Regions from separate parts of the Homo sapiens genome. Here region 2 is linked to region 1. Evidence: chromatin loops called from intact Hi-C (ENCODE). Cell type or tissue: B cell. All regions are shown on one strand. Each heading gives the region's core, and the rest is flanking DNA. Links, peaks and the distances in the headings are about the cores only.

Region 1 (9,834 bases), core at 683-8,682:
TTGTATTTTTGGTACAGATGGGGTTTCACCACGTTGGCCAGGCTGGTCTTGAACTCCTGACCTCAAGTGATCCGCCCGCCTCAGCCTCCCAAAGTGCTGGGATTACAGGCATAAGCCACCACACCCGGCCAGTCTGTTTCTTATTATTCACTCTACTTGCATCATTATTCTGTAGAAAACACGGTTTATTTGCAAAAAATTTTTGAAACCACTTATCCGTTTCCTGACATGAATTTAGTGAAATACATTGATATTTAGATAACAATCTGGGCAAAGTGAGCTGTGACACGGAACAGTGACTTTAAAGCAGCCAAATAGGTGAGGCTGCCTCCTCCCGCTCCTGCCCCACCCTCCCCTCAGGACACACCCTGGCCTCCCATGCACTCGGCAAAGACTGATGGAGGGCCCATGACCCTCTGTGTCTTACGGGTAAAACAGAATTTCCTCCTGAATTTTTTAAACTAAAAATAACCTGAATAGTTTGTCTTTAGCATCTCCCTGGAGAGAAGCAGCACCTGGTGCGTCCACAGAAGTCGGCACAGTGGGTGAGCCTCTGGAGGCAGGTGCAACAATCAGACACGAAAGCCATTTTTATACTGTAGGCTGCAATCTCCAGTTGGCCTTTTAATTCCTCTAACAAGTCACAACTAGCAGTTAAACAACACAAAATAGAATAGAAAATAGTGAAAGGTCAGTTTTCTTTCTGATTCCCGTTACTTTCCCTTGTGTGCTGAGGGTTCTAGAGTAGGAGAGGAAGATGTTAAAAAAGTCAAGAGTCACCCAGGCTGGAAGAGGAGACTTGTGAACTTTGTCATCCCTCCTGGCATTTCACAGATGGAAACCAAGGCCCAGAGAGGGGAAGGGGTTGCTCAGCCTCACACAGCACCCTGGAGGCAGCATCCATCTTTTGCTTCCTATTTTCCCTGCAGTTGGTGGCTTAGGATCCAGGCTGAGCGGGAAGCGCTGGGGAGTGGGAAGGGGGCAGAGGCATCCTCCCACCCCAGAGACAGGTGTGAGGTGAGTCAGATGGCAAGGAAGGAAGGGGAAAGTGGCTATGGGGGTGTTCACGGCACAAAGCCACCATCAGCCATGGTGGCCTGCAGGCACTTGGCCAGTTACCTGTCTCACAGCGAAGTCCCTTGAAGGGCTCGGCACACAAGCAGGTGTAATTCCCCACTAGGTCAACACAAGAGCCTCCATTCAGGCAGGGGTCAGGGCTGCAGTCGTCCACATCTGAGGGGCAGCAGAGGTGCGGGCTTGGCTTGAGCCAGGCCACAACCACCCTGTGCCCAGCACCTGGCCACGGGCAGGAGCCCCTCTCCAATCCGAAGCCAGGCCACTCACCCATCTCGCAGGCTGCTCCGGTGTATCCGGCCTGGCACACACACACCGCAGAGCCATTCTCCACCTGGCACTGGCCACCATGTTGACACTCTTTGGTGTCACAGGGGGATTGGGCTAGAGTGAGGAGGTGTAGACAGGACGATGGACTCCCAGTTATGGTTACCTGAGGGGACAGAAACCCCTGGGACGTACACTGAGCCCCACCCCCAACTGGCTTACATTGCAGGGGGGCCTGGCAGGCAGGTTTCTGAGCGGGCGACAGGCAAGAAAGAGGCCTGGCCAGGCAGTCCTGACTGGCCACCCGAAGCTCTGTCTGAACTGGGTCTAATTCAGCAAACCTGGGATGGAGGGATGGGTGTGTATGCTGGGCAGGGGCAAATGGGGGTGCATGGAAATCACTCCCACTCTTGGGGGATGGTCCCTCCCTAGGTGGCTCTTATTCCAAGTGGACTGTGAGAAGAGCTGTGGTCAAGGATGCAGGCTGTGACTGAGCCTGGAAGGGTGTGCAGCACCCAGGGTGTAGGAGTGGCCCCTGGGGCGAGAGGCTGGGTGGGGCAGGCAGTGGCCTGTGCAGGAACGGCCAGGGCAAAGGGACTCTGGCCCCCAGTTACTGAGTGGGAGTGAGCTAGGGGAGCCCACCCTCTGCCCTCCCTCCTCACCGGATGCTGGCCCTCCTTGAGTCCAGAGCACCTGGCCCACACATCCCAGGTCTCTCCTTTGCCCTGGCCAGCAGAGCCAGACGCAGAGGAGAACCACATCCCCTGTCTTACTGACAGCTCATACCCAGAACAAACTCAGAAACAAGAGTGATAGCCAAAGCGTGTGTCCCTCCCTGGAGTCATGGGGGAATGGTGGGGCCCTCTCTTTGGCATAGGAAGGAGACAGGAGGGCCTGACTACTCCCCCAGGAGGTGTGAAAGCCCTTTGGTGGCTGATGGGACATGGTGATCCCTGTCTCCCTGACCCCAACTCCGCTAGGTGGAGGAGCATGCACACCCTAGCCTTTAGTTGCGGGCGCCCCTGCTGTTATGGGTTCTGGGGGCCAAGGTGGCTTCCAAGATCAGGGAGCCCCTGTGGGGGGTCGAGGCGGGAAGGCTTGTACCCAAGGCTTGTGCCACAGCTGCACTGAGAAAGTGAAGGCTCACGGTCCGAGGCCACACGTACAACTGACATGCTGCAGACCCAAGACCTGAACCAGCCTCCTGGCGCCAAGCCTCAAGCCCTCTTAGGGGACCTCACCAGGCTGCACATCACAGAGGGGCTCCTGGAGCCTGGGGCATAGCCGAGGAGCAGCCCATTCCTGGGAAGCTCTGCCCAGTCACCCTTGGGGACCCTCATCATAGGCCTGGGTCCTCCCGCAGCCAGGCCCCTGGCCAGCACCGCACAGGGAGAGCACTGAGCAAGAGGAAGGAGATCCTGCCAGCCTCCCTGGCCTTTACCAAGGGACAGACGCCTGCAGGGCTGAGTCTGCCACGGCACCAATGCCACAGAAGCCCGACTCCCACCCGTCTCACGTTGAGAGCACGTGGGCAAGCAGGGCAGGAGTTTCTGGATGAAGAAAGGCTCCTATGAATGGAGCTTGCTCCGACACTGGCTGTGGGAAGACAGTGGCAGGGCTCGGGGAGCAAGGGATAACTGGGGTCACTGTGCTGTCACCTATGTGTGATCTGTAAACACACTGGCAAGCCCATCTCGCCAGGTGGGAATTGTGCTTCACTGCTTTGGACCTTGAAGTCACATTTCCATTGCATTCCTGCAGAACTTCATTCTAATGTACTTTCAGGTGCAAAAGTCCCTTACTGCCATTCAACTATAGCTCTCTCCAATACCAATATGTGTAAACACAGGAAGGAAGTACTTTAAAAAACCTCCCATGACCATAAATATCTGATAAGAATTGTTTTTTTCTAGATTGAGATATTGATATAGTCACTATTTGAATGCATTGATCTAAACAATCTATTACATGTTTTTGTAAGCGACTGTCACACAGGACACGCACACCTGGCTGAGCTGGGTGGGGAGCAGCAGGTCACGGTGCTTTGATTTTAGGGGCTCCCTTTGCAAAGCTCCCTGAGCAGAGCCCTATGGTGAGATGGAGAGCAGGAATTGGGGGGGGGTCCACCTTTCTTTACCAGGTGGGTGAAGGGCATGGGTGAGGGGCCTAAAGAGGTGCCGGGGGAAGGGCAGTAAGTAGAGGCTGACTCTGATGACAACTGCTTCGAAAGAGCTGGGCTCTGAACTGGGAGGGCAAGCTGAGGTTTGGTAGCAGCAGTGAGGATGGAGAGGGACTCCAGGCCCCACCTAGGCTGTGAGACCCCCTTTCCCTGAAGGCAGGGGCAGGAGAGAAACAGCGTCCAGGAGCAGCCGCAGGGAGCGGCAGGGACCGTGTGGCTGTGCCCTTCCTGCCCCACAGCCAGCCCATCTGACCCCAGAAGCACTTCACGTTCCCCTCAAGCTGGTCCTGGGCTGAGAGGGGGTCTGACGGCCCCACCACATCCCCAGCGGGCTCCCATCCGGGCTCTGGTGCCTGTCTGACCCTGATCCTGGCCTGGTTTGGGACCTGGGCACTGGCCTGTTCTGAGGCCCCATCCCTGGTCCGAATGCCATGGTCTAGGAAGCCTGTGTGACTGGTCATGGCTCCTGCCCCCTACCCAGATATGGGCCTTTCCCTGGGCATCTGGGCTCCTCCACTCCTCGAGGGTGGCTTCTCTGGGCTGTCTACCTTGCAGCATGCACAGCTGCTGGACCTTCCAAGACCTCAGCCTTGTCCAGCTGTGTCTCCCGCTATCCTGCCCCCAGCAGGGCCCCGTGGGCCCCGGTGGGTTCCTCTTACCTGTCTCACAGGTGGGTCCCCCAAAGCCAGCCGGGCACTGGCAGCGGAAACTGTTGATGCCGTGAGTACAGGTCCCACCATTCTGACAGGGCTGGGAGGCACATTCGTTCACGTCTGAAACATGGGGCAGGCTGAGGCCTCAGCGGCGGGAACCCGGATGAGGAGTTTTCTCTAAGGGCTCGGGTTGGGCCGGGGACGGAGGAGGAGCAAGCCCGAGATTGGCTCAGAGAGGGCAGCAACTGCACCCGCCCATGGTGCTCACTCCAGGGGGCCATGGCCTTTGGTCCCCAGTGGTCCCCTAAGCAAGTCACCCACACCCTGGGGACAGAGACTCCTGACCTGGGACCCTGGGCGCCCAGGGCCACTGGCGGAGCCTACAGTGCTCCTCCTGAGCCCAGCGCAGCCAGCGGGTGGTCCCGCCCTGGGCCAGTCACTCACCCAGGTGGCACCTCCGCCCCGTGAAGCCCGAGAGGCAGGAGCAGGTGTAGGAGGGGTTGCCCGTGACGCAGTCGTCGATGCACTTGCCGCCGTTGAGGCAGGGGCGCAGGGCCAGGCACACGGACGCTGCAGACATAGGGAGGGGCTGGAGCCTCAGCCGCTGCCTCCGGACTCGGCAGGAGAGCCACTCCCATCCGCATCTCCCTTCCCTCCCCTGACCCAAAAGGTCGGCCTCTGGGTGCCCGGGTGACCGCAGCAAAGCAGCCAGGTTTCAGGTTTCACTTTAGGTCGGAGCAGGGGAGCAGGGGAGCAGGGGCGGTGCTGTTGGCGTGGCCTCTGGGGAGGTGGCTTCGTGTGGGGCGGACTCCCTGAAGCGACTCACACCAGCACCCCGTCCCCTCCATCCCTCTCAGCGCTGCCGTGGACAGGTCTAAAAACTGGCACACTCCGCCTCCCCTCCAGGGTTCCTGGCGTGGAAAACCCGAGGCTGGCACTCAGCCGTCATGTCAGCGTTTCTGGGACAAGGCGGGCCACGCAGGGGGTGTGGCTGGGGGCTGCAGGAGGGCTGTGTCCCTCGGATGCTGGGCGGCCGCTCTGGGCTCCCCGCCCCGTGAGCCCGGACTCCCTAAGCTCAGATGCAAGCGGGGGCCTGTTCGTGCCCCAGTGTGTGGGTAGCTCGGGCTCCTCGGGCCTCCTTCGTCGCGGCACCACCTGCAGCCCTCAGATGGGTCTTCCCGCCCTGCGACTGCATCTTTCCTCTTCCCATGAGCGCGCGGTGCTCTCCCCACCCCGTGGCGCGCCTCTACTCCCCAACCCCCACCCCGTGATGCGCCTCCACCCCCCACCCCCCACCCTGTGACGCACCTCCACCCCCCACCCACCCCGTGACGCACCTCCACCCCCCACTCCCCTCCCCGTGACGCGCCTCCGCCCCCCACCCCTACTACGCCCCACCTCCAACCCCGTGGCACACCTGCACCCCCCACCCCTCCACCCCGTGGCACGCCTGCACCCCCCACCCCATGGCACGCCCCCACCTCCCACACCCTCTACCCCTCACTCCCAACCCTGTGGCGCGCCTGCACCCCCCATCCCCACACCATCTACCCCTCATCCCCAACCCTGTGGCGCACCTGCATACCCCATCCCCCACCCCCACACTCTCTACCCCTCATCCCCCACCCCATGGCGCGCCTGCACCCCGCCTCCGCCCCGACAGTGGTGCGCGCGCATCTGCTACCCCTGTCGTGTTCTCTGGGGACTCAGTGTTGCGGAGATGCGGCCCCTCTCCCCTCTCGTAGCCTAGATGCTCGCGGCTGGGAGGCGAGTCTGGGGCAGGTCCCGGTGCGAGCCTCACTGCGGCCCCAGGCTTGGCAGGGCTTGTGATGCGCCGCCCTCAGTGGAGCGGATCAGTCGCTTGCCCTCGCCCCAAGTGTAAGCAGTGATTTCTGAAGGCTCCTTGGCTCCCAAGGCCGCACAGCAGCAGGGCTAAGGCTACCATCTATGGCTCTGCTGCCGCCCTGGCTGTTCCCACAAACCACGTGCCCACCCCTGGGAGGGACACCCACCCCGTCCGTTTGTGCACTGTGGGCTGGAAGGACCCCTGGAACTCCCCTGTAGACGTGATGCTTGGGTTTGTCAAGCAGTCACCAAATCCCACCAAGCAGCAAGCCCGCTGGCAAAAATGAGGACCTGGGTGGTAAGAGGACCTGCCTCATGGGTGGCCCTGAGGGTCAGAGACCACATGCTGCTCCTCCCCCAGCCCAGGCAGGAGGCTGGGTGGGAATAAGGGGAGAGTAGGGACCACATGGTCCCAGGGAGAGGTGTCCCTGGGCTCCTCCTCCCCTGAGGACCCAGAACTCTTTACCCCCGAAACCCGCAGTCTCCAGAGGGTTCCCTCCAACCCACAGCAGTGTGTGTGCGGGATCTTCTCTAGGGCACAGTCTCCAGAGGGTTCCCTCCAACCCAGAGCAGTGTGTGTGTGGGGTCTTCTCTAGGGGAAGCTGAGGCTGCAGGACCAGCCAGGCTTTCCTTAGTTTCACACGCCTGAGGTGGGCTGGGCTGGACACCCAAGTGCTCCTGCTCTCCCCGTCAGCATCCAGCCCCCTTCGTCTCCACCTCTCCTCTGCCATCAACCCCCTTCCTCAGCCCGCTCCCACCCCAAGCTGCTCCTCTGTCCTCTTACTTGTATGGCCGCAGCCCCCCACGCGCACCTGGGCATCATCGATTCTGAACGCCCAGCGCCCGGGCACACCCACGTTGGTGGTGGTCTCCACCTCGGCCATGTCTGCTGTGCGCGAGCCGGGGATACTGAAGTAACGCTGCCCATCGCCTGCGTTGAAGCCAGCCTGGGGGTGGGGTGGGGGCAGAGTGAGGGAGGCCAGTTCCCCAGGTCTACAGAGGTGGGGGTTACCCTGCCCCCACCATGTTCCTGCCAGGGTCGGCAACCTCCCAGCCAGGTCCTGACCTCAGCCAACCGTTCCTGGGAGCCAAGGAGAGGGCTGGCCCTGGCTCCCCAGCCCAGTCCTCCGGCAGCTCACCTCTGGGCTCTTGGGCCTCCCCTGGGGCCAGGGGCAAGTATGAACCCAAGAGAAAGCAGGTGGCCAGGAGGTGAGTGGGGGTGCGCACAGCCCAAAGGCACTCTCGGGCCTGGGGAGCACTGACCCTGTGGCCATTGTCCTGTTTCATTCCCTCCACACCCGGGGTTTCCTGCCGGCTGTGGTCCCTTGTGTCACTGGCTAGGCCAGACTGCAGGGCACAAGGAGCAGAGGACATTTCTGTTGCTGTTGCAGCTGTTAAAGGGGACTGCAGGGGCAGGGCGGGGCAGGTCAGGGGGACAAAGGTGCCTTTGGGCCTGAGGATGTTTCTGTTTTTGGGCAGTGAGAGGCCTCAGGGATGGTTGTGGATGTCTCTCGTTGGCCTCTGCACGGTACTGGGGGATCTGCCTATGGTGAGCCCCTGCCTACCTCATCAGCTCATGACAGTCCTGGCTGTGGGGAGCAGGGGTTCTGAACACAGAGCACCGACTGCACTCGCCTACCTGGGCTGCGATGCCCCCGAGGCCAGTGGCGTTGCCCCCGCTGCTGGCGTGTGTGCCTGTGGTCCACACGATGGACTCATAGTTGAAGATGGTGAAGGAGAGCTTGCCGTCTGTGATGAGCACAGTCTGGAATGTGTTGACCTGCCGGGGAGAGGGGGCTGAACAGGGCCCTGCACTCCCCTTGGCCCAGGGAAGCCCTGCCCTGTCCACCATCCTGGTGCACTGTCATTGTCCACTGGGCCCCTGGCTTGCTCAATGTCTGTGTCTTCCAGCTGGACGGGCAGCCGAGGCAGGACCTTGGTGGCCTCATCCTCTGCTGTCTCCCAGCGCCTGCCACTCAGCAGAGGCCGTCTGCAACCCACAACTATTGCTGGGGTGAGTGAAACACCTGGGGTGGGTGCGGGGCCCACAGATGGGAGCAGACACTGTCCCCTGCCCTTAGCCAGATCCACAAAATCTCCTGTGTGAAATGAGCAAAATTGCAAAAAGGAAAAGAGGAAAGGTAAAAAGAAGCAAGGAAGAGCCGTGCTGCAGCGTTTAACAGTCAGGCCTTATGGTTTTCACAGAATTCTACTGCAAGGAAATATTGGCAGGCAGCGTACAGATGAGGTACGCCAGATGAGAATCAAGCAAAGGATCGGGACTGTTTAAGAAATGATCTTGGGACAAACAGGAAACCCCCTGAAAAAGAATCAGATCAGGGTCCTGCCTTTCACCACACACAAAAAGTAATCCCAAATCAAATAAGGTTTTAAAGTGAAAGAAAAGTCCTAGAAGAAAATACAGGCATATATGTATAACTCAGGAAAGGGAAAGGACTTTTAAGTGTGATGTTTGTTCACAGCAAAAACCAAAAGGGAGAATTAAACATTTGACTGCAAAGGGCTTCCGAATACTTAAAAAAATCCATAAGATCAAATTGAATGGCAAACAGCAATGTGAAAAACCTATTTATAACGCATACAGCAGATAAAATTATCGAGACCCTTAATTCAAGAACTACAGATCAATAAGAAAAAGACCAAAAGTATTACAGAAAAAATGTCAGAGGGTATGAAGAGACACATCACAGTAGAATACAAGTAACCAATAATATTAGAACAAATTCAGCACCCCTAGAAATTAAAGATATGTAAGTTAAAAAGTAGCACTCATTGTTTTGTCTATTGAGTTGGCAAAGTTGGAAAATGACAGCTGGGGTGCAAGGAAACCAGCACTTTTTTTATTATTTTTTATTTTTTATTATACTTTAAGTTCTAGGGTACATGTGCACAACGTGCAGGTTTGTTACATATGTATACATGTGCCATGTTGGTGTGCTGCACCCATTACCTAGTCATTTACATTAGGTGTGTCTCCTAATGCTATCCCTCCCCCGACCCCCCCACCCCACGACAGGCCCTGGTGTGTGATGTTCCCCTTCCTGTGTCCAAGCGTTCTCACTCATAGGTGGGAACTGAACAATGGAAACTGGCACTTCTAAATGTGGCTCCGAGTATGAACGTGTAGATTTTTTTTTTTTATTTGAGATGGAATCTCCCTCTGTCACCCAGGCCGGAGTGCAGTGGCATGATCTCGGCTCACTGCAACCTCTGCCTCCCGGGTTCAAGCAATTCTCCTGCCTCAGCCTCCCGAGTAGCTGGGATTACAGGCACCCGCCATCACACCCGGCTGACTTCGGTATTTTTAGTAGAGAGGGGAGTTCGTCATGTTGGCCAGGCTGATCTCAAACTCCTGACCTCAGGTGATCCCTCTGACTTGGCCTCCCAAAGTGCTGGAATTACAGGGGTGAGCCATCGCACCCTGCCTGAATATGTAGATTTTTGAGAGGAAAACTGGAATTCTGCAGGTGGCAATCTCCCTTCTAAACATGTGTACCAGGACAGGATCATGCATAAGGCGACTTGGGCTATGCCGTGCCCGCCTCAGGCCCCTGGTATTGCAGCTGTCCAGTCATGGGGTGCAGGTGAAACAAATTCACGTGCCGCTTGGTGCTGGGCTAGTTTGTAGTCACTGAGAAAGATGGGTGATCATACAGTGTACATTCCACTTATGTAAAAGTCAACATTAGAGAAACTACGTGCTCTGCTTCAGGAAGGCGAACGTAAGTGCTAACACTCGGAAAACAAACAAAGACGCGAGGGCCGTAGAATTGGGGTGGTGGCACCGTCTAGGGG
Region 2 (9,741 bases), core at 1,742-9,741, 75 kb before region 1:
GGAGCTCTGCCACATCTCAGCAGGCCCTTCTTTTGCTCCTCAGGACCACAGCCTGCTTCCCCTCGTCTTCTTGCTTTCCCTCAGTCTCACTTCTGGCCTTTTGGGCCATAGTGACCCTCCCGTCAAAGGGTCTTCAGAATTTGTCTCCTTTCACCTCTCACAGGCTGGCACCCAAGTTGCCCCCTTCTCTCCTGATGACGGTGAGAGGCCTGGATGTTGCCCAGGCTCCGATGATTCTTCCTGCTCCCGCCCTGGCCCCGATGCCCTCCCGATGCCCACTTACGTTGCCTGCCCAGCCCCCCGCCTCCCTCACACCTCCTCACAGCTCAGGTGCGCTCTGCCACAGTCCTGTGCTCCCGCTGCCCTCTGCCTGGAGGGCCTTCCCCGAGGCGCTCAGAAGCTGCCTTCCCGGGACTCACTCCCTATCCCATGCACCTCGCAGGGGCTGCACCCCCGCGGCACTTCCTGCCCCATCTTTTTTTCCTTCTTGGCACTCATCGTTCCTTGGTGCGTGATCTCACTCAGCATCTCTTCCTGACACCTGAACAGGCCCATCCTGTGGTTGGCACCCGCTGGGTTGCCCATCGCTCCTTCAGCTGCGTGCCGACACCCACGTAGCAGCAGGCGTTGTGTTGGGCGACCAGATTTTCAGCGACTTGCAGTGTTCTTTCTTTTGTGAATGGTATCTTTTTCTGTTACACTTTGACTATCATTGACTGTGGTAGCACTGTTTTTCTTATATTTACCTTATGTCTGTCAGTCTTGCTAAAGTCTGATTAATCTCAGAGTCAATGTTGAAAACATGTCTAAGAGTGATAGCTTTTCTTTGTATTTTCTAGTTTTCTGGCTTCTTCGTTTATTCTCTTGGCCAGGGCTTTCCAGTCCTTGGTTGAGAAGTCGGGGTGACGTGGATGTTCTCCGGGGCACATGCCCTGAGGCCTCTGGGGCCCTCTCTCCAGCCCAGGTTATGGCTCCCTCAGCTCCACCTGGATTCTCCATCTCACCCATCTGTCCACCTTACAGAATGGGCAGTAATGACGCTGCATTTCTGGTCAGCTGCTGACCCCCTTCTGTGCTTCCTTGTGCTGCAGGCGTTTATCACTTTGTTTCTTCTTTCATGTCCGTGGGACTTAGGGGAGGTAAATGCAGGGGATGTGTCTGCCGCATGGACCAATGGTGGCCCTGGTGTAATGGGATGCTTGAGGACTGGGTGGCCCTGGTGGAATGGGATGCTTGAGGACTGGGTGGCCCTGGTGTAATGGGATGCTTGAGGATTGGGTGTCCCTGGTGTAATGGGATGCTGGAGGACTGGGTGTCTCTGGTGTAATGGGATGCTTGAGGACTGGGTGGCCCTGGCGTAATGGGATGCTTGAGGACCGATGGTGGCCCCTGGTGTAATGGGATGCTTGAGGACCAGGTGGCCCCGGCGTAATGGGATGCTTGAGGACTGATGGTGGCCCCTGGTGTAACGGGATGCTTGAGGACCGAGTGGCCCCTGGCGTAACGGGATGCTTGGGGACCGGGTGGCCCCGGCGTAATGGGATGCTTGAGGACTGGGTGGCCCCTGGTGTAACGGGATGCTTGGGGACCGGGTGGCCCTGGCGTAATGGGATGCTTGAGGACCGGTGGCCCCTGGTGTAACGGGATGCTTGGGGACCGGGTGGCCCCGGTGTAATGGGATGCTTGAGGACTGGGTGGCCCTGGTGTAATGGGATGCTTGAGGACCGGGTGTCCCTGGTGTAATGGGATGCTTGAGGACTGGGTGTCCCTGGTGTAATGGGATGCTTGGGGACCGGGTGGCCCTGGTGTAATGGGATGCTTGGGGACCAGGTGGCCCTGGTGTAATGGGATGCTTGAGGACCGGGTGGCCCTGGTGTAATGGGATGCTTGAGGACTGGGTGGCCCTGGTGCAATGGGATGCTTGAGGACTGGCTCCAGCTATTTCCACTACGCTCTGTCTTCCTCACAGGTGGTGGTGAAGTTTATTAAGAAGGAGAAGGTCTTGGAGGATTGTTGGATTGAGGATCCCAAACTTGGGAAAGTTACTTTAGAGATCGCAATTCTATCCAGGGTGGAGCACGCCAATATCATCAAGGTGATGGTTTCCTCTTCAGAGATACCCTAACTTGGCTCATGTCAAATGTCTTCAATTTGTTGACTTGAAGATGTTTTGGTAGAGTTGGACTTGGCTTTGTCTCTTCCTAGGTATTGGATATATTTGAAAACCAAGGGTTCTTCCAGCTTGTGATGGAGAAGCACGGCTCCGGCCTAGACCTCTTCGCTTTCATCGACCGCCACCCCAGGCTGGATGAGCCCCTGGCGAGCTACATCTTCCGACAAGTGAGAGCAGGCCAGAGCCGTGTTAGTGTGAACGCAGGCCTGGGTGCCTGGGTCCGGTGGCTGCAAAGATCAGTGATCCATACTCGGTTCTCTCTCTGAGCTGGATCTAGCCTTCTGTGTGGGGATTTCATGGAGTAGGATATATATTTTGAGAAGAAAATTCTATGATTGAAGTAGAGAAAGTGAGGTTGGGAAGGAAGGATGAGGCCAGATACAGTCCTGGAATGACTGAGAAAGTATGTTTAATGGTTAAGGTTTATTTACATACATAAAATATCCACAACAATCATAAAAATTAACCAGTAAGGGTTAGGATGCAGCCAGAGAGCGTCTCAAAGGCATGTGTGCGGCACAGCGGCCTGCAGGTTGTAAGTGCCCACTAAATGGTGGCTGTTGAGGTAATTAACCAGCAAAACTGAGATCCTGACATTCTCACTTTTCAGTAAGTATTTGTCTTGATCTGTTTCGTGTCTAATTACATATTGAACTTCGGCCATTATTTTATTGGAATGGGAGAGTGATGATCCAAATAGGAAGGCACCCTAGCAGAGGGACAGGGGGAAGAAACGGTAACTCGTGTTGGGTTTTAAGGAGAGGGTGGCGGTTCCATCCTGTACTGCTCCCAGCTCCCCCAGAAGAACTGGAGAAATACCAGCAAAGGGCTGTGTAGACAACTCACATTTGCTCTTGGATTGTTTGCTGGGGACAACTCGATTTCTAATGACAGCTTCCGTGAATCAACATTTCTTCCTTAAAGCTACACACTCTCGGGTTGTTGGGTTTCCGAAGTTTAGTTTCTCAGGCTCCTACTTGTAAGTTTCAGATATTATGGTTCTGCAAAAAAGGGTCACCTCTCTCCCTCTTCCTGTGTTGGAAGGTGACGTCCTCCCTTTAGTTTGTGGCCAACACTTGTTTCTGAAACTTTTTACAGCAAACAGAGTATCTGTATGAGGTTATGTTGAGGGTCGCTTGTTAAAAGCTGCTGCCTGACAGCTGTTAATTCTGGGGCTAGTGAGACACATAATTATGGTGTTTATACTCTAAAATTTTTGCCAAAAGAATCTCTACCCCTTTTGTAAATATATAGACATAAATGTTATTCTATGTAAATACAGATGCACAATTTTATAAAGTATATGATCGCACATCAATGTATGTAGGAATCATGCTGGTTCTCAGGGCATTGCCTGTCAGCTCCAGATTCATCAGGACCTGCTCAGCAGCGGGGTCGGGGAGCTGGGCCTGGGAACAGCCCTGGCTTGGTTCAGGCCGCTCCAGGGCAGCATGGCCAGTCCAGGGCACAGAAGCATCTGCAGGAAGAGCAGCTTTCTTCAAGTCGCTCTTTAGCCCTTTGTGGTTAATCTCTCAGTACTAGTTAATAAATCTTAATGAAACTTTCCATGTTCAAGTTCATGTGTGATTTCTGTCTCCTGATTGGATCCTGACTGATTTGTATATATCTACATATATATGTAAGTATGTATGCATGCATGCTTGTATATGTGTATTTATGTGTGTACCTATGTACAAGTATATGTTATGTGTATAGGTATGCACACGTGTGTATGCAGGTGTGTATATATGTGCACATGTATGTATCTAAATGTATGTATAAATATGCAGGTATGTATATATAAATATGCAGGTATGTATATATAAATATGCAGGTATGTATATGTTTGTATATATGTGTATAAATATGCGTATATTTATTAAATGTAAGTTAATCGGGCTTAGCTAACCTGTGATTATTGCTCCTGATTTGAAAGATACTCATTTGTAAATATAAATTTGTCTCAAAAGATCAACATGATACATCCATGAAGTCACTAAGTTGATTGGTATAATGGGTGTCCAAATTATGACAGTCAGACGTTTAATTCATCCTAGTTGAGCTAAACTGAAAGGCCGATGTTGCTGGCCTCTGTTATTGGAGAGGCAGAGTGGGCAGGCAGTGGAGCACTGCAGCTGCACCTCCGTGGGAACGAAGCCCGTTTCCAGTGTAACTGCTTTAAGTCTGCATCATTGAGTAGCCACACATTTGGGGAAAGGATGGCTGATACGTCATGCTGCTCTCTGAGAAGCCACTGAGGCTGTGCTCCCAGCTCTGCCCCAAATTGCTGCCTGAACTCTGGGCAAGTCACTTTCCCTCCCTGTGAGCTGAGGTTATCGACTTGGTGCTTTCTCTTGGGTACTTCCCACTTAACACCAAACCTGCACCCATTCACTTGCCCACCATGAGTGTCTTTGAGCTGTGGCTTTGTGGCCTGTCTTTCCTCCTGAAATAGGCATGGTGTGCGTTGGTGGGGGCGAGTGTCTGCTGGGAAGCTTTTCTCAGCAGCAAACAGAACTCACGAGTCTCATTGATGTTGCCACCTTGCCGGCTAACGTGGCCATCCCCAGTGAACACGCCTCCTGAAGGGCTTTGTTTCCTGTTTGCTTCCAATCATATCTTCAGCATTGAAAAATCTTTCCTGTCCCCAGTTCATTATGAGTCGGAGGTTTATTTTTTCTTTGTGTTTTTTTTTGTTCCAGTTTATTTTAAATGCATATTTTAGTTGAATTGCTTTTTTAAAAAGCCCCCTCTGGCCTCCTGATTCCAGCTAGTGTCAGCAGTGGGATACCTGCGCTTGAAGGACATCATCCACCGTGACATCAAGGATGAGAACATCGTGATCGCCGAGGACTTCACAATCAAGCTGATAGACTTTGGCTCGGCCGCCTACTTGGAAAGGGGAAAATTATTTTATACTTTTTGTGGGACCATCGAGTACTGTGCACCGGAAGTTCTCATGGGGAATCCGTACGTATGCGGCTGCGGTGCGGCCCGTCCTCGTGTCCTCTGTCAGGACCCTGAGGGTGGCTTGATTTTGGGTGGGAAAATGGCTTCCTTTGTGCCTCTTTGTGATGAGTGTTGAGTGGTCAGGGTGATATGCTGGAAAGTAAGTGGGCAGGCAGGCAAGGTCATATTGGGCAAAGGCACTGGGCGATGGATATAGGAGTTAATAATTTTATTTTCTCAGCTTTTATTTGTTTGGAGTTTCATATAATAAAAAGCCAAGAAAAATATTGAAGAGTCCCCCAAAATGGCACTCTTCAAATAAGTGAAGAGGATTCTTTTTAGTTAGGTTTATTTATTTTGATGACAGGAATAATATCTATTTCAATAAAATACCGCGGGGCTGACCATACAAGAAATCAAGCACTAGAGAAAGTCCCGAGGCAGAGGATTCGTGCTGAAGGTGGAGCCCTTGGCTGGAGGGGCTGTCGCTGACCAGCCAGACTCCATGTCACTGGAGTGGGCCAGCTGAGCCTCTGCTCTGCTGTGGGGAGAAGCGGCGTCCTTGGGTGTGTGGCTGAGTTTGCATCTCTGCAGTCTGGGGAGCCTGTGAGTCGGGGGCCGGCCTGGGCAGGGCCTCCTCTCGGGGGACTTTAGAGAGGAAAGCAAAACGGAAAGGAAGATTGTGGTTCATTTGTAGGGCCTGAGTGGAGACTGTCTGCTGACGTGCCCGATCACTGTCTCATCTGCCTGTAAACCAAATGTGTCTATGTGTATGAAATAGACTTTATTAAGTCAGAAATAGATAGCAGGTGTTTTCCACTAACACCTACATGTATTTTAGAGAGGTGTGGTTGGAATGCATCTCTAGGTGAGTTCATGGTTAGAGAGTCGGATGATCACAGCACTGCTTGGACCCTCCTGGCCCTCTGCTGCAGTGCTCTGCTGCACCGCCCATATCTGCTCCATGTGGTTCTCTAGGAGGGAAGCTGATGCTGCCCCCACAGGAGAGGCACACGGGGTCCCTCACAGACCTGCTGCACCTGACCTGGTGGCCTGAGGCCAGGGCATTTGCTCGCAGTCACGCACGAGCTCCATGCCGTGCCTTGGGCTCTCGGGAGGGCCTCAGCATTGGGGAGAGGAGTGGCTGGGCTCTGGATCCTGGTGTCTGCTTAGGCCATATTTCATTAGGAGGTGCAGGTTCCAGGCTGCACACCCTGAGTCCTCAGAGCCCAGCAGCCTCAGCCTGCGCCAACCTCTCCATGCCAGGCAGCGTTGAGCTCTTCTGGGCCTGGATGCCCTGTGTGCAGAGTATGGAGGAAGTGAAAATGGGCTCTTCCCCGCTAGAACCTCCATGCATCTTCAGAGCCACCAAACAGCGTGAAATATCGAAGGGGGTTGGTCTAAGAAGGGCCGTGGAGTTTCCCTTCAGATCTAGTTTGGTTGCCCTAGAGCCTGGTGGGCGCTGGTGGGCTCTGCCTGCCCTGCAGTGGTTGTCGTGCCCTCCGTGCTGGAGGGAACTGCCTGTCCCCTGTCCACTGACCCATGATGCCTGCTGCATGGCTTGTCACCCCTTCCTGTACCCAGGCCGTGAAGCTTGGGGAGGGTGCAGGGGGGATCCAACCTGGGCGAGAGCTCAGTGCTGCTTGGCCACCTTGGCCCTGCCTCCCAGAGCTGTGGCTCCCACCCTCTCCCTGAGCGCCTGCCCTGCCAGGGCTCTGCCCTGCCTCCTGGCCTCTCCTTTCTGGCTGTGAGCGGTGTACTGCTCCTGGGCCTGCGGGGCTGCAGGCCTCCTCTCAGGAGCTCCTTCCTCCCTCCTGCGTCCTCTCCCCATCTCCCTGGATGAAAGGGTTTCTGAGTTCTTATTCTCAATCCCATCCTCAGGGCCCTGGCTTCTGTCTTGTCATCTTCATCTCCGTCTACTCCAGGGTCGGCAGACTGTGGCCTTAGGTCCCTCTTCCCCTTCCTCAGGCCCTGGCAGCTGCCATTCTGCTATTTTCTCTATGAATCTGACTACTCTAGGGACCTCCTATACGTGGAATCGTACAGCATTTGCCTTTTGGTGACTGGCTTATTTCACTTTGCATAAAGTCCTCAAGGTCCATCCATGTTGTGGCCTGTGCCAGCATCTTCCTTTTCAAGGCTGAATTTGATTGCGTTTTCTGGATATGCTGTACTTATTCATCTGTCAGTGGACATTTGTGTTGCTTCTACCTTTTGCTTCCATCTTTATGTTGTTCGTGATGCTGCTACAAACGTGTGTGCAAACATCCCCTGCCTCTTGTTTCTATAAATAAAGTTTTATTGGAATGGAGCTGTGCTCATTTGCTTATGTGTCGTCTGTAGCTGCCTTTGTCCTACATGACAGAGTTGAGTTGCAGTGGGGACCATGTGGCCCAAAACCTGAAATATTTACTATTTGACCCTTCACAGGAAAAGTTTGCCAACCTCTGTTCTGTTCTATTGGATATTTCTCTTCAGCTTCTAAACATCTTGAAATCTCTCTAAAAAACAGAAACAACACAAAAACAAAAACTGCTGAAACTGATTTTCTTGCTCTAGCCCCTACAGCTCTCATCCGTCCGCTCAGCTTCCCTGCGGTCTGTGCTAGCCACCCCACCACCCTGCTGACTCAGCCTGGGGGCCCGACTTTCACCCACGCTGCTGCTCTGGCCTCTGTGATCTGCCCTCTTGAGCCCTCCCCTCCCCTCCCCTCCCCTCCCTCCCAGCCCCTCTTCTCCGAGTCCAGCCCGGGGCTCTGTCCGTGCCACTCTTCTCACTGCTGTGGTTTCTCTTGGCTCCCTTGTCTAATTCTGGTTCTGAGAACAGGCTGCTGCTTCCCAGACCTCTTCTGGGGACAGACCCCCAGCTGCGGACCTGGAGACGCATGGCCTTGGCCAGTGCAGGGGCAGGGCTGTGGGTGCTGGTGACCTGGCTCTGGTGCGTGCTTGGCAGCAACTTCACCTCACCAAGCCTTGCTCTTCTGTGCAAAATGAAAGTCATATTTATCTTGCTAGGTTGTTGTGAGGATTTGGGTTAAGCCATGTAAAATGCTGGTACAGCATTGGCATCTCTAGGTACCCAATAGATGGTAGCATGGATGAGGATGTTTACGGTGACAGGAAATAAATGGTAGCATGGATGAGGATGTTTACGGTGACAGGAAATAAATGGTAGCGTGGATGAGGATGTTTACGGCGACAGGAAATAAATGGTAGCGTGGATGAGGATGTTTACGGTGACAGGAAATAAATGGTAGCGTGGATGAGGATGTTTACGGTGACAGGAAATAAATGGTAGCGTGGATGAGGATGTTTACGGCGACAGGAAGTAACAATAGTCCTTTGGGTGTCTTCTCCCTGAAGCTTGCTCCTCCATTTGGCCCACTGTGTGAACACCCACCTTCACCACGTCCTTCTTGTTTGCTTTCATCCTTCGGTGTTTTTCCCTGTTCAGTCTCGTCCTGCAGCACCCTTCACATCGTCGCCACAGCCATCTTCCTAAAGGGCATGTGTGTCCATGGTCACACCAAGCCCGTTCACACCAAGATCGTGAACATGCCTGATCACGTCTGAAGGGCACGTGACCCTGTTCTGAAGTGGCCTGCAGCTCCCGTGGCCCTCAGCAAAGCCAATGGACGTGTACTCTGCTTCCTCCAGGAAGCCCTCCCCCCGCTCCCCCCTCTGGTAGACACGTCTTGTGGTTGGTGTCCACAAGGAAGTTCCTGATTAGCCTCGGAGCTGCCCGATGGCCTCTCCACTCCTGGCACATGGCCTGCTGGCTGGCCTGGGGCAGAAGTGCGTGGAAATGGAGGGCGTGTTTGAGGGGTGGAGTGACCCTCCTCTTGGGAAACCACTGCCTGGCCTGTGTGCTGGTCGGGAAGGGCCATGGTGCTTCCCATGGGCGGGCTTGGCAAGCCTGCGCTGAGTGCCGTGGCGTCCTGATGCCTCCTCCTCCTCACAGCTACAGAGGGCCGGAGCTGGAGATGTGGTCTCTGGGAGTCACTCTGTACACGCTGGTCTTTGAGGAGAACCCCTTCTGTGAGCTGGAGGAGACCGTGGAGGCTGCCATACACCCGCCATACCTGGTGTCCAAAGGTGAGCGTGAGCTGCAAGTGGTAGACAGTCGACACTGTCCTTAGAGACCAGCCACTTTTTTTTCCCATTTCCTCATTCCTCAGTGTATCTCTGTCCATATCAACAGTCTCATTTGTTTCTTTTCTATTCATCAAATAATTTGCATATGACTTTAAAACATCTTGATAATTTAGTTTTTGTTAATGTTCCTCTTTGGATCTTAGAGGCCCTCTTGTGAGAAACACACTTGCAGTCAGGACAGGGAGGCTCCAAGTGGCCCTGTTGACTTGGTGCCTACATGGTTAAAGGAACTGGGGCCCGAATCCAGATGCAAGGCTGGGGGCTTCTCTCAGCTTGTGCTGGCATCCCCTCACCTGTCATGTTAACCCTGCGTTATTCACAGCTCTGCATTGCCAGAGCCCCTGAGAATAGAGCAGTTAGGAACCTCTGCACCACCTGGATTTTGGTTGAGTGGGATGGCATCTTGAACTCCAAGCTTTCATTTCAGAGGCAATGAATGTTTCCTGCAGCTTCTGTCCAAGCACA

What was found. A loop is a pair of places that touch in the nucleus more often than their neighbours do. Peaks named below come from ENCODE experiments on the same cell type or tissue, not always from the same donor. Only the 100,000 strongest peaks of a DNase experiment are listed, where the experiment ranks them.
Region 2: it touches region 1 in a loop (8-fold over the local background); 4 of 110 quality-filtered maps call a loop at or near these places.

Annotation. Positions count from the first base shown.
Region 1 is chr2:241,031,699-241,041,532 of GRCh38, reverse strand. SNED1 (sushi, nidogen and EGF like domains 1) reads right to left here. Exons shown (of 32, transcript NM_001080437.3): 3 at 7,658-7,798; 4 at 6,803-6,965; 5 at 4,618-4,743; 6 at 4,180-4,293; 7 at 1,345-1,458; 8 at 1,120-1,233. SNED1-AS1 (SNED1 antisense RNA 1) reads left to right here. Exons shown (of 3, transcript NR_187212.1): 2 at 7,930-8,032. Among named protein-coding and RNA genes, the nearest start is that of SNED1-AS1, 28 kb to the left of the region's middle. RefSeq lists enhancers at 125-174, 4,604-5,547, 5,548-6,489, 6,490-7,433. In B cell, for the core only: no CTCF peak of the experiment used is centred there; DNase peaks (open chromatin) are centred at 4,832, 5,272, 5,892, 6,992 and 1 weaker place; H3K4me3 peaks cover 2,377 bases; H3K27ac peaks cover 2,946 bases.
Region 2 is chr2:241,107,642-241,117,382 of GRCh38, reverse strand. PASK (PAS domain containing serine/threonine kinase) reads left to right here. Exons shown (of 18, transcript NM_015148.4): 13 at 1,970-2,095; 14 at 2,206-2,340; 15 at 4,944-5,143; 16 at 9,083-9,216. Among named protein-coding and RNA genes, the nearest start is that of MTERF4, 10 kb to the right of the region's middle. RefSeq lists enhancers at 5,685-5,734, 6,005-6,304. In B cell, for the core only: no CTCF peak of the experiment used is centred there; DNase peaks (open chromatin) are centred at 4,562, 5,862, 6,472, 8,680 and 1 weaker place; H3K4me3 peaks cover 823 bases; H3K27ac peaks cover 4,811 bases.